Linked DNA regions of Homo sapiens: region 2 is linked to region 1. Evidence: read pairs that join two places in POLR2A ChIA-PET (ENCODE). Cell type or tissue: OCI-LY7. All regions are shown on one strand. Links, peaks and the distances in the headings refer to the core of each region. The heading gives the core; the rest is flanking DNA.

Region 1 (8,324 bases), core at 116-8,115:
GCTGAAGCTGGAAGGAAACTCACAGATAATTCCGAGTGGGTGAGCTGAGGTGTGGGGAGGAGACGCGGAGACCGCAGGGGCGACCTGCCTGGTCTGAGGAGCTGGGAAAGGCTTGCCTGGGGAGGCCGCATGTGAGCTGACAGCTGAAGACAGACAAAGAGCCTTTTTCAATTAACAAAGAGGAAGAGGCCTCGCGGAAGATTTTTCCTGGGGGCTCAGAGTTTATGCAAATTAACCCAGCCCAGAACGAGGAATTCTAATTGGCCCCAGCAGGTGCCTCCTCGGCAGGGTCGTCCTGCAGTTGGGCACCTGTGTGAACGTCTCCATCAGGGTCCCCGAGGCCAGCACTGGCTGTCAGACCCAGTCTCCTCAGACCCGGAGATTTTTACCTGAAATTCACATTGAGTCTTCACTCCCCGTTCCTTTCGAACTAACTCCCCCTGACAGGCAAGTCCTTATAGAAAGCGACAAAGCTTCCAGTCCTGTGGCTTGGCTGAGAACGACTGAGAAACCAGGATGGGAAGAGGCCAAAGAGGACACAGTGGACTGAGCTGGGCTGGGCATCGGGGAAGGCTGGACCTCAGGGTCGTCAGGTCCCTGCAACGCGGGGCTGGCTCCGACGGTCCCTCTGGAAGGCGAAGCACTGCTGCACTAGTGAATTCATCCAGTGCATCCTCACAGAGCCCACCAGAACAAGGCGGTGGCAGGACTGGGGTCAGGGCTTCCCTTAGGTGCCACACGTTGTCACTGCCAGGATGAGGCATGGGAGCTCTGGCTGTGCCCACTTAAGCCCATCTGGAGGAGCAGGAAGTGCCACACCTAGAAGGTGGCAGGTGTGTTGAGGATGTGAATAAAGGTCAGCAGAGTGCCACAGGGAAAGTCAGCTGATGGCAGTGGGGACAGGGGTCCGGGTGGAAGGAGCCATTGGACATGGCTCATGGCAAAGCCAGCCTGGTGCTTCGGAGAAACTGGAGCGCAAAATACACAACAGAAGGGGCAAGAGAGGAGCCGCCCTGGCCCTGCAGGTAAGGATGAGCCTTCAAGCCAGATTAAGGAGTCAGGCTGTATCCTGAGGGCAAAGGAGAGCCACTGCAGGCTTTCCATGGAGGAGTGAGGAAACTGAGCACAAAGTAGATGTTCTTTAAACACCTTTGAGGCTGGGTGTGGGGGCTCGTAATCCCAACACTTTGAGAGGCCAAGGCAGGAGGATCATTTGAGGCAGGAGTTCAAGACCAGCATGGGCAACATAGTCAGACCCCCATCTCTACAAAAATATTTTTTAAAATTAGCCGGGCATGGTGGCATGTACCTGTGGTCCCAGCTACTCTGGAGGCTGAGGCGGGAGAATTGCTTGAGCCTGGGAGGTTGAGGCTGCAGTGAGCCAAGACTGTACCACGGCACTCCAGCTTGGTGGACAGGGCAAGACCCTGTCTTGCTACCTAGGAGGGGCCCACCAAGATTCACCTCCTAAGCAGAAACTCAGGTATGGTTGAAAGGGGCTTATTAAGGCTAACAAGACTCTCACCCCTATCATTCAGGAAACTCTAAAAGTTTTAGAAGCTCTTCTACCAGGAACAAAGTCCAAATATATATTGTTTATTATATCACAGTATCACATATTATAATCCCTAAGTTAGCCGCTATTAAAAATGCAAAAGTACAGCTAAAATGCCAATAAACTAATTAAAATGGGGATACCAAAAAATATGATTAACCTAAAAGAAGTCAGGAAAAGAGAAACAGGGAAACAAAACAAAACAAAAAAAACAGAAGGGACAAAAAGAGAACAAATGTCATAATGGCAGATCTAAATCCAGCTACATCTATAATCACGCTTAACAGAAATGCACTGAACATCCCACTTAAAAGGCAGAGATAATCTGGCTGAATAACACTGCAAGATCCAGCTATGTGTCATCTCCAAGAGATACATTTTATTTTTTGTTTTGTTTTGTTTTTTGAGACGGAGTCTCGCTCTGTCGCCCAGGCTGGAGTGCAGTGGCGCAATCTCGGCTCACTGCAAGCTCTGCCTCTGGGGTTCATGCCATTCTCCTGCCTCAGCCTCCCAAGTAGCTGGGAATACAGGCACCCGCCACCATGCCTGGCTAATTTTTTGTATTTTCAGTAGAGACAAGGTTTCACCGTGTTAGCCAGGATGGTCTCGATCTCCTGACCTCATGATCTGCCCACTTTGGCCTCCCAAAGTGCTGGGATTACAGGCGTGAGCCACCGTGCCTGGCCGAGATATATTTTAAATATAAAGACACAGACAGACTAAAAATAAAAGGATAAAAAAAAGTATGACAGGCAAACAATAAGTGCAAAAAACAGGTGTGGCTATGTTACTGTAATAGGCTCAAGACAAAGAGTATTGCCAAAGAGATAGAGGGAGACTGCATAATGACGAAAGGATATGTTTATTGGGAAATCCTAACAATCTTAAATGTATATGCATCTAATAACAATTTCAAAATAAATAAAGCAAAACCTGTCAGAATTAAAAGGAGAAATAGACAAATCCAAAAATTACAGTTGGAGATTTTAATACCTTTCTTTCAGCAACTGACAGAGTCAGTAAACAAAAAAAATCAAAAAATCAGTAAGGACATTGAGCATTCTAACAACTATTGTGACCTAATTGATATTTAAGGTCCACTACACCCCGTGATTACAGAATACATGTTCTTTACAAAGGCACGTGGAGCCCTCACCAAGATAGTCCATATGCTGAGACATAAAATAAGTCTGGACCAATTTTGAAGATCAAAATCTCACAGAGTATGACCTCAGATACAAAGGAATTATATAAAAGGAAAACATCTGTCTTAAGCCAAACCATCTGAAACATGCCCATCCAAATTTAGGGAAACTCATACAGCCAGATAAATAGACACAAATGTAATTTTATTAAGATCTTACATTAATATTCGTTCAGATTAATGTACACTGCCTCTCCCCAGCTGCTCTGAATCTCTGTGGTTTTGCCAGCCCCACCAGCCAAGTCTGCACTGAACCTAAAGCTCATTATCATTGTGACAACCTCCCATCACCTGCTGCTGGCACCTCTCTTGTGACACCCATTATTCTCTCTCTTGTTTTGTGATGGGGTAAGACAGCACATTCCTGGTCCTTTCTCCCCGACTGTCAGCTCCTCAAGGGCAGCATCAGGACCCGACACACGGTAGGCACCCAAAGGGCATGCTGCATGAAAGTGATTGCCGGCCGGGCGCAGTGGCTCACACCTGTAATCCCAGCACTTTGGAAGGCTGAGGCGGGTGGATCACCTGAGGTCAGGAGTTCGAGACCAGCCTGGCCAACATGGTGAAACCCGTCTCTACTAAAAATACAAAGATTAGCTGGGCGTGGTGGCGGACGCCTGTAGTCCCAGCTACTCAGGAGGCTGAGGCGGAAGAATCGCTTGAACCCGGTAGGTGGAGGTTGCAGTGAGCCGACATTGTGCCACTGCACTCCGGCCTGGGTGACAGAGAGAGACTTGTTCTCAAAAAAAAAAAGAAGGAGAAGAAGGAGGAGGAGGAGGAGGAGCAGCAGAAGAAGAAGAGGAAGAGGAGGAGGAAGAAAGTGATTGTCGTCATCATCACTGCCACTGTCACCATCATCATAGGATGACACCAAAGATCCCATCTCACTTAATGCTCCAGTCACTCAACCAGGGCAATCCCCACCACTCCTGAAGCACACAGATCTAGTGTTCCTAAGCTTTATTTCACATTCAGTAAGAAGCAACGCATCACCCCACCATAGACCCACACAACTGTCCTTCATTGTGGCAAGTCACTGGCACATGTTTGTGAGCACTTTGTTAGAGCTCAAGGTCAAATGAGGGCTCTAAGAGCCTAGAAATTGGAGACTGGCCTCCAGACTCTGTATGACCCAGATTGCAACTTCCACTGACCCAGGGGTGCTTGACTTTTTGGAGGGCAATATAGGATCTGGGATGGGATCCGCTGTCCAATGGCTGGGGCTCGAATCCTAGTTCTACCACTTCCTAGCTATGTGACCTTGGGCACTTACTTGAAATAAACCTCAACTTCCCCATCTGTAAAACAGGAATAATGCTAGGACCTAACCTCATGGATTATCTCATTCAGTGCTCCTGCAGCTGTATGAGGTTAGGTCCTAGAATTATTCCTGTAGTACTAACACTTTTAATCGTTCCCAATACCCTTGTATGGTGGCTATTATTCCTATTTTAAAGTGATGAGGCCGGGCACAGTGGCTCATGCCTGTAATCCTAGCACTCTGGGAGGCTGAGGCAGGTGGATCACTTGTGGTCAGGAGTTTGAGACCAGCCTGGCCAACATGGTGAAAGCCCATCTCTACTAAAAATACAAAAAAAAATTAGCCAGGCATGGTGGCTCATGCCTGTAGTCCCAGCTACTCGGGAGGCTGAGGGAGAATTGCTTGAACCCAGAAGGCAGAGGTTGCAATGAGCTGAGATTGTGCCACTGCACTCCAGCCTGGGTGACAGAGCAAGACTCCATCCCAAGAAAAAATAATAATAATAATAATAAAGTGATGGATCAGGGGACACCTTGTGCAGCTATGAGATGGGAGACTAGGATTTGAACACAAACACAACTTCCATACCAACCTCAGACGCACACACCTGCTGTAGTCTACACCAGCGGATCTTAATCATGGCTCTGCCATGGACACCTCTGACATCTGCGGAAGCCCTTCTCAAAATAATATTTTTAAATGCCTAAAATGAAATACAGAGAGTTACAAAGGAAACCAATAAAGTTAAAATCCAGTTCTTAAAATATTTTTAATTGAGATATGATAGTATACATACTTCTTTCTTAATGCATTAAACAAAGAATAGTTGCTGGTTTAATTACCACCCAAATTTCTAAGTTATGATAAATGTAAATACTATTTTGAGATATCTGCAGCCACTTTGATGTTGCGGAGAAGTAACTGCTCATACTATTGGGTTATACTGATTCCATTTATAATGAAAGAAAATGCTAAACTTCAGTAAAACTTTCCTGAAAATAAAGATGCAAATTTATTCCATCCAAGCTCCCAGACCCCCTGAATTCTCTCCATAGACCCATGAGTGCCAGGTTATCATGATGTTCTGAAGAATACACAGTTTTCTGAAAGAAACAAACCACAACAACAGTGAGCAAAATTGACTATTCGAGAATGGAAAGAAAACCTCTTTCTCAGCCATCAGAATCAGCAGGCAGTCTCCACCCACTGTATGCCATTGACAATTCTGATGACTTCATCGAATCCAGTTCCCGACAAGACCAGGGTGTGGGGCCCAGGGAGGGCTGGGGATAGGAGGGGAAGTATTACGGATGATGCTATCTGATTATACTAATTGGAAATAATGGCCCAAACCAAGAACCCAACCACAAGTCGATTCATTTCGAAAGCTATGTAATAATGTTTAGGATAAGGAATTAATTTTTACAGCCACTGGGGCAGTTGGACATCCACCGTAATACAGATTTATTACAAATTAAAACTTCCCCTCAGGTGGTGAATGTAAAGACACCATAGACAACAGGAAGGACCCCTGAGTCACACACCCCCTTAGGTATGCAGGAAACCAAGGGTGGGTATTTGAGGAGCCACCACCCTCTGCCCGGACTGCACTCCCCACACCACACGTGGCTGCGTCTCATTTCCTCCCCTCCCAGGAGGAGAGCAGTACCCCTACACAAGGACGTTGCTTCCTTGTTTTCTACCGAAGAGACCAAGGGCACCTTGAAGGCCCAGCGCTCTGAACGCCACTTTTCCTGGCTGTCTGGTTCAGACCCTGGAAGAGGAGCCATCGGGCAGGGAGGGGGATGACGTCAGCACCCACAGCTCCCAGCACAACGGCTTTCAGCCTGGCACTCTCAGCCAGTTTTGTGTTCAGAGAATACATTTTGGTTTACTCTTTGCTGATAAAACTCCATGCCTGGCCAGGCGCGGTGGCTTATGCCTGTAATCCCAGCACTTTGGGAGGCCAAGGCGGGCGGATCACGAGATCAGGAGATCGAGACCATCCTGGCTAACTTGGTGAAACCTCGTCTCTACTAAAAATACAAAAAATTAGCTGGGCGTGGTGGTGGACGCTTGTAGTCCCAGCTACTTGGGAGGCTGAGGCAGGAGAATGGCGTGAACCCTGGAGGCAGAGCTTGCAGTGAGCCAAGATCCCGCCACTGCACTCCAGCCTGGGCGACAGAGTGAGACTCCATCTCAAAAAAACAAAAAAAAAAAAACAAGAAAAACAACAAAAAAAAACAACTCCATGCCTTTGTCCTATGAGAGAAGCATGGAAACTCCAGGGTTCCCATGCAGGCCAGACGTCCCGACCCCTCCTTCCAAGACTGTCAAGCCAGAAAGGCACTTCGCCTCTTGGGTGGGTCCCAGGCAAGGCTTGGTGTCAGTATCTCCCCCTCCCGCCATAACTTTCTGGCAATCAGCTGTGGCTGTCACCCAAGTTGTGCATCAGAGACAAGAGGAACTTTTAGAAACAGCTTCCCGGGCCTCACCTTGGCAGTCCTACCCAGGAATCACCTTGGGAATCACCTTGGCAGAGCCCGGGAATCTGCATGTTAAAGCACCCTCTGGTTCTGATGATCAACCTGTTGGCATCTGCATGACACCCTTCTCTTTGAAAGGATCTGAGAGCGGCCCTTCATACATGCTCACCTGCTCCCTCTGCTAAGTGAGGAGGCAGTCATCTGCCAAGCACCAGGCTGGGGGTGCTGAGCTGCAGGGACTCTTGGGCTTCTGAAACCACAGGGTGCCTTTCTTCCAAAAGCTGCAGGTTCTTAGAAGCAGAGCTGCCTGACTACTGCCAACGGGGTGGTGGGCTCTTGTCCAGATCCAGACAGGGTGGGAGTGAGTCCATTTTCACACTGCTGATAATGACATACCGGAGACTGGGAAGAAAAAGAGGTTTGATGGACTTATACTTCCACATGGCTGGGGAGGCCTCACAGTCATGGTGGATGGCAAGGAGGAGCAAGTCATGTCTTACATGGATGGCTCAGGCAAAGAGAGAGGTTGTGCAGGGAAACTCCCCCTTATAAAACCATCAGATCTCACGATACTTATTCACTATCATGAAAACAGCATGGGAAAATCCCACCCCCATGATTCAATTACCTCCCACCGGGTCCCTCCCATAACACATGGGAATTCAAGATGAGATTTGGGTGGGGACACAGCCAAACCATATCACACGTCCATGCCCAAGCATGGAGGGCCAGGAAGTGCAGGGTATACACACAGTGGATGGGTATGTTTCTTGGTACACAACTCTGACTCTTTATATATAGCATTTCCTGGACCCTTTTTGAGGACCTCAGATCATCCCTGGCATTTTGGGCCCATTGTCTGGCTTCATGTCTTTTTTTTTTTTTTTTTTTGAGATGGAGTCTCACTCTTGTTGCCCAGGCTGGAGTGCCTGGAGTGCAGTGGCGCAATCTCCACTCCACTCACCACAACCTCCGCCTCCCAGGTTCAAGCGATTCTTCTGCCTCAGCCTCCTGGGTAATACCAGCACTTTGGGAGGCCGAGGCAGGTGGACCACCTGAGGTCAAGAGTTTGAGACCAGCCTGGCCAACATGGTGAAACCCTCGTCTCTACTAAAAATACAAACATTAGCCGGGCATGGTGGCAGGCACCTGTAATCCTAGCTACTCAGGAGGCTGAGGCAGGAGAATTGCTTGAACCTGGGAGGCGAAAGTTTCAGTGAGCCAAGATCGTGCCACTGCACTCCAGCCTGGGCAACAGAGTGTGACTCCATCTCACAACATAAATAAAAATAAATAAATAAATTGAAAAGTCTAATTAAGAAGTAAAACTTCTTTTACTTCTAAAATTTCTTTTCTGCCTGCTTTTGCTAGTAGGAAATTTTTTTCTGTTTCCTCCGAGTTCAGGAGAGGAAACCCTGTTCTTCTCACAATTACTCTGCGTGAGAAAACCCAGGTAAAAAGAACCAACAGCACCGCCCCTGAGCCCCTCCCTTACCCACCCCCCCAGCTGAGCTTGCAAAGGAGGAAAGCATGTTGTGTGTGGCTGCAGCCATTTAAAATGCAGGCGGGGCTGGGTGCAGCAGCTCATACCTGTAATCCCAGCACTTTGAGAGGCTGTGTTGGGCGAATCATCTTGAGTTCAAGACCAGCCTGGCCAATATGGTGAAACCCCATCTCTGCTAAAAATACAAACATTAGCCGGATGTGGTGGTGCATGCCTGTAGTCCCAGCTACTCGGGAGGCTGAGGCCAGAGAATCACTTAAACCAGGGAGGTGGAGGTTGCAGTGGACTGACATTGAGCCACTGCACCCCAGCCT
Region 2 (8,324 bases), core at 73-8,072, 220 kb after region 1:
ATCACTTGAAATGGAAAACCTGGCAGCACCGATTGGCTCTGAAGAGGCAGGAGTTAGTCATGAGCCGGCTGGGAGGCGAGTGCAGAGGTGGTGAGGTAAGGCCAGCAGAGGGTGGGGGAGGCGAGGGCCAACCTCTCACCGCGCATGGTGTAAGCACTAAGGGGGCACTTCACCAGGCCAGTGCAGACCCAGGCCCCTGCGGTGGATCCCCCGCGGTCCCTCCCTCCAGAGGAACACTGAAGAGGTTTCTGTGGTCCTGTCTTAGATTCAGAGGCACATTTGCATACTAAACGCACTGAGTAATCCTACAGTGAGGGAGCCGGGCTTGGTTTAACCCACCTTTTCCCAAATTGGACCAAAGGTTGCTGTCCCAGGAAGGCAGGGCCCTCAGGCCCACGGCTTTGGGAAACTCTGGTTGTGCCAGCCTATGAGCCCAGCTCCCAGCCACCCCAGCCTGCCCACACCCTGGAGTGGGCACTGTTACCCAAAAGCCCCTTCCAGACAGTTCTCAGGGCGGCATCCCTGTCCTTCACCCCCCATAGACCCCTGGCCACTTTTCTGCGACATCAGCATCACTGGTTCACAGCTCCTCTTAATTGCAAAGTGGGGCTCAGCGGCACAGGCTGGGCCTGGCAGGGCGGGAAGGAAGAGCGAAGGCCACTTTGTCTCCAATAGCACTGGCCGGGCTCTGGAAAGGCCGGAACCCACAGACAGGAAGGAAGTGTCACACTCACTCAACCTGCTTTGCGTCAGCCAGGGGGCATCTTGTAGAAAGAAGTTAGGTGGTCGTGGCCGGGTGCAGTGGCTCATGCCTGTAATCCCAGCACTTTGGGAGGCCGAGGCAGGTGGATCACAAGGTCAGGGGTTCCAGACCAGCCTGACCAACATGGTGAAACCCCGTCTCTACTAAAAATACAAAAATTAGCTGGGCATGGTGGCGCATGCCTGTAATCCCAGCTATTCAGAAGGCTGAGGCAGGAGAATTGCTTGAACCTGGGAGGTGGAGGTTGCAGTGAGCCTAGATCACGCCACTGCACTCCAGCCTGGGCGACAGCGCGAGATTCCATCTCAAAAAAAAAAAAAAGAAGTTAGGTGGTCATTCTTCAGTCTCTGGCTTGGCCTAGGAACTGCTTCTTTTTCAAGATGCTATCAAATGCCTCCTCCATTAGGAAGCCTTCCCTGGTTGCCCCCTCCACTCCTGTCCTTGCCCCAGAACACGGCCCGGCCCTCACGGACAATCCTGACATCAGAGCCTAATAGAGATTTTCCTCTTCATGGAAATTCATACTCCAAACTGAATATGTGTGCAGGATAAGCCCCTGTTCCCATGTGAAACAAAAGTGAAAGGTGCGGATCACCTGCCTTTCCCCACCCCTTCTCACAACAATCTGGGCTCCACAGGGGCCCAGTAGGAGCCAGGTCCAGTTCAGCCGCCCCAGGTGCACCATCCTGGGCACCAGCGCCTCTGTCCCCTTCCACGAAGCACAGCTTCATCCCCTGGTACCCAGTGGGGAGGGGACACATACCAGGCATTCCCCAGGGTGGACTGTGCTCCCCACACCAGGCCAGGAGGCCCTGGGGCTGGTCCAGCCATCCAGAAAAGGGAGCAGGCGGTCCAGGTGACACTGATGTGGGCAGCAGGGGCCTTCGGGAAAGGGTCTTCGTAGGATCGGCCCCACCTTGCTCCAGGAGTACACACTGGGGAAGGGTGCTGCGCGGAGGTGGAGAGAACGCATCTTTGGCTGAAAGCATGCTTTCTGATGCTCTGGGCTCGGATTTGCTGCCATCTTCCATGTCCCCTCACCTAACACACGTTCCAGTAAATCCTCCATGCTGATGAGCGCCAAGCTATAGAGGACGCACAACCTCTCGCTTTAAAAAGTGACTTTTCCTGCTGGGTGTGGTGGCTCACACCTGTAATTCCAACACTTTGGGAGGCCAAAGTGGGAGGATCACTTGAGGCCAAGAGTTCAAGACCAGCCTGGGCAACATAGAGAAATCCCATCTCTACAAAAAAAAAAAAAAAAAAAAAAAGTCCAGGCACAGTGGCTCATGCCTGTAATCCCAGCTACTTGGGAGGCTGAGGCAGGAGAATCACTTGAACCTGGGAGGCAGAGATTGCAGTGAGCCAAGATCATGCCACTGCACTCCAGCCTGGGCAACAGAGCAAGACTCCACCTCAAAAAAAAAAAAAATTTTTTTTTTTGAAACAGGGCCTTACTCCCTTTGCCCAGGCTGGAGGACAGTGACGTGATCACAACTCACTGCAGCCTCAGCTTCCCGGGTAGCTGGAACTACAGGGCTGTACCACCACGCCCAGCTAACTTTTTGTATTTTTAGTCAAGACGGGGTCTCGTCATGTTGCCCAGGCTGGTCTGGAGCACCTGAGCTCAAGTGATCCTCCCACCTCGGCTCCAAAAGTACTGGGATTACAGGCATGGGTCACCATGCCTAGCCTGAAAACATTTCTTTTAAGAATTAGCCAGTCATGGTGGCGCACAACTGTAGTCCCAGCTACTTAGGAGGCTAAGGCAGGAGGATCCCTTGAGCCTGGCAGGTTGAGGCTGCAGTGAGCTATAATTGTGCCACTGCACTCCAGCCTGGGGGACAGAGAAAGACCCTGCCTAGAAAGAAAAAAGAAAAAAAAAAGACTTTTCCATTCATTTCCTGCTCATCCTCAGACTCAACCACTGAAGTTTGCTTCCCTGAATTAAAAATGAAGGAGCTCCGTCCTGGACTCCCTCCTGCTGACCCTGCTACTGTACCTGCCAGCAGAGCCAGCCAAGACCCTCCAGGCTGGCCCCAGCCTGGCCCGCCTACAGCCTCCCAAGCAAGACGGATTCCCAGGCTGAGGCCAGCTGCATTCCTCTCTGGAATCTTTCTCCACTTTTTATTGTGCCTCAGACTTTGGCTGTTCCTAAATAAATACAATCCAGCTATCTCTGCCCTTGGGGCCGCTGCAGGGTTTACTGGTGCAAACCGCCTGGGCAGGCCTGTTGCTTTAGGAGTCCTTCCAGGTCAGCGTGGAAGGAAACCAAGACAACGGGGAGAAGCAGCCCGGTTGGGCCCAATTCCACTCTCACATGCTCGTGCTCAGCCAACCATCTGGGCTGTAGCCTGACAGGAGCTGGAGCTGGCGCTCCATTCCTAGAGGGGGCCCCCGACTGCCCCTGCAGAGCGAGGGAGGTCTGGGGGTGCAGAGGCCAAGGGCCCTTGCAGAGTTTGCCCCAGGTCCCCTGAGTTTAAGCTTCTCTGCAGCCAACGGAAGACTCCCCCGAGAGCGGGTGTCTTTCATCCTGCTTGCTCAGTAGGTGCCCAGTAACCGTTCACTGGATAAACAATGAATTTGTGGATCCAACGTGAAGATGATCTAAACCAGCGCCCCCCCATAGAACTCTCCGCAATGATGTCAATGTTCTGTATCTGCCGTAGTCAATATGGCAGCCACATGTGGCAGTGAACGCTTGCAATGTGGAAGGGCTACCAAGGCAAAGAGTTTCGCATTTATGTTATAATTTAAACTTAAATAGTCACAAATGCCTAGCGTGTGCCCCGTTATACAGACCCTTTTTGTCACCTTCTTCTCCTCCCTAGAGACATTGCATTCGCCATCAATTTCTTACCCGGGAGGCAAACGGAGAAATGCTACTCTTTAGCCAACGCAAAAGAAGGCCAATATTTGCATTTTAAGCTAGTTTTTTGGGCAATTCTCCCAAGCATCTCCTATCAAGGTCAGTCCAGCAATATTTCCTGACTGCCTGCCACGCACCAGGAAAGCATCCCGCCGTGGCTCTGGTCCGAGGCTATGGAGGACACAGAAATAACCAAGGCCAAGCTGATAGAAGGGGTGTGACAAGATGGCCCAAAGTCACTGAGTCAGCTAGGAGGTCCAGGAGCATGGAAGCCCTGCTTTCCAGAGGACAAGTGGCAACCCATCCAGGGGGGGCCCGAGCACTCAGAGCCAGGAGCGCAGAAGCAGGGGGCTCCAGGCTGGAAAGCGGTATCAGGGCCAGGCTGGGCGGCAGCACGAATCCACCCTCGAGGCTTTGGGGGCGGAAACTAAGGGCTCTATGAGTAAGAAGACCCGGCCCAGGTCTAATGGAAATGATCGGGTGGAGGGATCCTATCACCCGGTCCCCAGCACACAGGGAGGGAAGTGGTAATCGTCCTCTAAATGTTGGCCGTGGAGGGGAAGGAGCCACAGCAGGGCAGGGGTGGGGAGGATGGCACCTGCTGGTCCAAGGAGGGATGATGGAGGCCCAACCAAGACATGACCGTGACCGGGGCAGCCTGTCCAAGGGTCAGTATGCAGAGGGCGAGTTGATGAGATCTTGGCAGCCTGTTGAGACCTGGGGGTGCTGGGGAGGCAGAGGTCAAGGTCAACTCTGAGATTTCCTGCTTGCAAACCTGGGTGGGTGGCAAGGCTGATATCAGAGAAATAGAGGAAGAGTGGGTAGCTATGGGTGAGAGAGGAAGTAATGAACTAGGGGTGCCTGCAAGAGCCCAGGGGCAAGGTCCTCGGGCAGCCAAGATGCTGGTGGTCTCTTCCACGACCAGCTCCCTCCACGTGGCACACTTTTGTCTGCATGGCTGGGCATGGGGCACCTGTTCGTCCGACACACTTTGAGCAGCTACTCTGTGCATTGAGGCAACGTGGCACGGTGCCCTGGGGAAATAGCGAGGAGGCACTGCACAGGCCCCACCCTTCTGGCATTTTCTGTCTCCTGGGGATGGTGGCAGTTAAATAAGTGACAGCCAATTGTCAGGAGAGTTTGGCTCTGATTCACCAGGTGGAGCCAGGCACTCCTGCCGGAAGAGGCATGGGAACTAGCATAGGATGAAGGGAGGCAGCGAGCACCAGCCCAGGCCTTGCCCCCACAGGGCCCTTTTTTCACACCTACTTGTGCAGGCGTCCCCTGTGAGGGCAGAGACACCTGCAGTGCTTGAGGGAGACTTCCTGCGGGCGGGGTCGTCCATCCACAGCGGCCAGGTGGGAGGTGCATCAGTGTCCTGTGGCTGCCATAATGGACCACAGCTGTGGGGCTTGAAAAAATGGAAGCGGGTTCTCTCCCATGCTGGAGGCCAGAGGTCCAAAATCAAGGTGTCAGCAAGGCCACACTCCCTAGGGAGGCTCTGGGGTGGGGTGGGGGGGGGGTCCTTCCTTGCCTCTTCCCAGACGCTCCCTGGCCTGGGGCTGCGTCACTCCATCATCTGCTCCTGCCTTCACGTGGCTCTCCCCGGTGTGTCTGTGGCCTCTCTGCTTCTTTTAAGGACACCAGTTGTTGGATTTAGGGCCCACCCTAATCCAGAATGACCTCATCTCAAGATCCTTAACTACTTACATCTGCAAAGACCCCATCTCCAACTCCCAGGTCACATTCTGAGGTTTTTGGTGGACATGAGTTTGTGGGGGACACGGTTCAACCTAGGACAGAAGGGATGATGGGGGCACTGGGGAAAAGGCCACACACCCCAGAGGTATTGGAAGATGGAAGAGCAGGACCTAGCGACACGGGATGTCAGGCAGAGGAGTTGGCTCCAAGGATCCCAGCCGGGGTCTGAGGGCCAGAGGGAGGGAAGCTCAGGCACCACTGAGATGAAATGCTCCGTGCACCGTGGGAAACAGGGCAAAAGTCCGCTGGACGCTCAGTCAGAGAGGCGGCTGCCTGAGGCACAGAAAATGAGCGAACATGGGAGAGCCTACCAGAAGGCCACTCGGGAGGGCGTGGTGGTAACATCTAGAAGGGCTGAGAAGCGCATCTCCACAGCCCAGCCAAATCCACCTGGGGAAACACACGTTCCCGGCAGCACTAGTAACAGAGAAGACCTTCGGCGATGTCACCAGTGGGCCACGGGACGGGCAAACTCTGCCTCCCCACACAGAGGAACACTCGCTAGCTGCCAAAATAAGTGAACCAAGGCTTCGTGGATCTACACGGATAAGTCTCCACGCCGTCACGTTGTGGGCACAGGCAGGGCAGCCACTGACTCCAGTGAGGCACCAAGGATGTGATGCTGATGACGGCATTCAAGAGGAGACAGACCTAGGCTGCTCAGTCACACGATGCTGATGACCGTATGCAAGAGGAGACCAGGCCGGATGCGGTGGCTCACACCTATAATCCCAGCACTTTGGGAGGCCAAGGCAGGTGGATCACCTGAGGTCAGGGGTATGAGACCAGCCTGACCAACATGGTGAAACCCTGTGTCTACTAAAAATACAAAAAAAATTAGCCAGACATGGTGGCGGGTGCCTGTAATCCTGGCTACTGAGGAGGCTGAGGCAGAAGAATCGCTTGAACCCAGGAGGCAGAGGTTGCAGTGAGCCGAGATGGTGCCACTGCACTCCAGCCTGGGCGATAGAGCGAGACTCTATCTCAAAAAAAAAAAAAAGGAGACCTAGGCTTCTCAGACACACCACTGCCCAGCACAGATGTGCCTGCCCGGGGCCAGATCCCAATCCAGAGGGGCGGGCACCGCAGCAGGAGTGGGGCTAGGATGGAGAAGGTCACCCAGGGCTGCGGCTACACCTGCAATGTCTCACTTCTTAAGCGGGATGGTGAGTACACAGGTGTTTTATTACCTTATTCTTTACATTTTTGTTTTGTAGCTCTAAGAATTCCATTTTTTTTTTAAAAGGAAAGAAAGTGTGTGAGCTGACCAAAGCGTTGATCATGGTGTCATTTAAGCTTTTGCCAGAAATGTCATCCCTGGCCCAGTCCCAAACACAACCTCGAGAAGAGCCTTCGTCCTTCTGGGGAGGGCAAGAGTCCCAGACATAGGAGATTGGCCAGATGTGGATCTACAGAGAAGCTGGGCTGGGAGGATGGGATGGCAGACAGTCGTCTGGGGAGTGTCAAATGGGGAGGCCGGAGATGCTGGGGCGTCTAGGAATGAACTCCTGCCTGGACCAGGGTCTTAGCAAAAGGGAGGCAGGGAGAAAGAAAGAAGCCAAGAAGATGAGGAAAGGGTGTCTCGGGCCAGAGCCCACAGAGGCCCACAGAGGGAGGACCCCGTGTGTCAGCAGGCAGTCCCACGCAAACCCAGATCACCAGCTTGCAGCTTTGGGATTCAGCAAATTATGCCTTAGGCTTCCAAGCTGAGCTGTGATCGTGGCTGCCAAGTGCTGACAGCACAGAACCAGCCAGTCTGAGCAGAGGGAAGCAACCGCCGGGGGAGGCTGTGTCCATGCAGCCCAGGGTGCCAGGTTCCCAAGATGCAACCCCCACAAGAACTGGGGGACCCTCCCCACCCATTCCACCAGAAGCTGGCCAATGAGAGGGAAGGAGATGGAGAGGCAGATCAGATGCGGAGCCGGAGAAAAGCTCCCCAGAAACACAGCAGCGGCTGGGCTGTCCAGTGGTTAGTGCCCAACATGACTGCGATGGGCGGAGCCCCTCTTAACCACAGCGCTGAATCATGCAGCTGCCCAGGGGCCTCCAGCCAGAGCATCACCCCCCTCTTCCCACATACAGTCCCATCCTGTACTGCAAGGGGCCTCACATGCACTCAATGTGGACACGGCATCCCCTCCACTCCCACTCCCTGTAAAAAGCCACCCTCTCCACTGTCCAGGCCTGGTGGTGCACAGTCCACGGGCACTGCATCCACCTCTGGAAGGCAGACTTAGGAGGCGTCTGTGCTGTCCCCACAGAAGCAAGCTCAGGATCAGAAGCAGGCTTTGGGTCTAGAATTCTGAGGTCTCAGGTGCCAGTGTGGTCTGGAACTGTTCAGTTTCATAGCCACTAGCCACACGTAGATATAAGTGGAAATCCATTTAAAATAAATAAATAATTCTATGCAAGTAAATGAGTGAATAAAGTAAACGTAAACATTTATACTTTGAGTGTGCAATAGACCCAGGCGGCTAAGCGGCTACCATACAGGATGGCGGAGTGCAGATGTATAGAACAGACCCACCATCACAGAAGGTTCTATTAGACGGAGCTGGTCTAGAGCATGGAGGTGGCGGCTCCAGATGGGCACATGCCCTTGCCCCCGTAGGCGCCTTGTCCTGGCAGGACGGCTGTCTCACCTTGTTCTGAAGGCAGCCCTGGTCCACAGGCGCTCTATTTGTGTGGATTTGACTCCGGGTCCGTGTCCTTTGGTAACTTTGTCTCCTCTAGAATGGCTAATTCATGAAGGCACAGTCCCTGCCTGTCTGCCACCATGATGGCAGCCAGGGGTCTGGCACCCAGTTGGCCCCCAGCACATATGCACAGGTGACCACGCCATCTCTGCTCTTCTCAGAGCTCCTCGTCTCCTAGGGGAGGTAAGTCCATTCATTGCTGTGACCCATCATCCTCTCCAAATAGAAAAGCCAC

What was found. Peaks named below come from ENCODE experiments on the same cell type or tissue, not always from the same donor. Only the 100,000 strongest peaks of a DNase experiment are listed, where the experiment ranks them.
Region 2: POLR2A ChIA-PET joins it to region 1 with 8 read pairs; 3 of 35 experiments call an interaction of 5 or more read pairs at or near these places.

Annotation. Positions count from the first base shown.
Region 1 is chr17:77,533,039-77,541,362 of GRCh38, reverse strand. LOC400622 (a long non-coding RNA gene) reads right to left here. Exons shown (of 3, transcript NR_148967.1): 2 at 6,676-6,908; 3 at 4,765-5,123. Among named protein-coding and RNA genes, the nearest start is that of MIR4316, 140 kb to the right of the region's middle. RefSeq lists enhancers at 5,303-5,802, 5,803-6,304. In OCI-LY7, for the core only: no CTCF peak of the experiment used is centred there; no DNase peak of the experiment used is centred there.
Region 2 is chr17:77,308,052-77,316,375 of GRCh38, reverse strand. All of the region lies in intron 2 of SEPTIN9 (septin 9), which reads right to left. Among named protein-coding and RNA genes, the nearest start is that of SEPTIN9-DT, 30 kb to the right of the region's middle. RefSeq lists enhancers at 1,188-2,023, 5,814-6,315, 7,196-7,740. In OCI-LY7, for the core only: no CTCF peak of the experiment used is centred there; DNase peaks (open chromatin) are centred at 715, 4,575 and 4,945.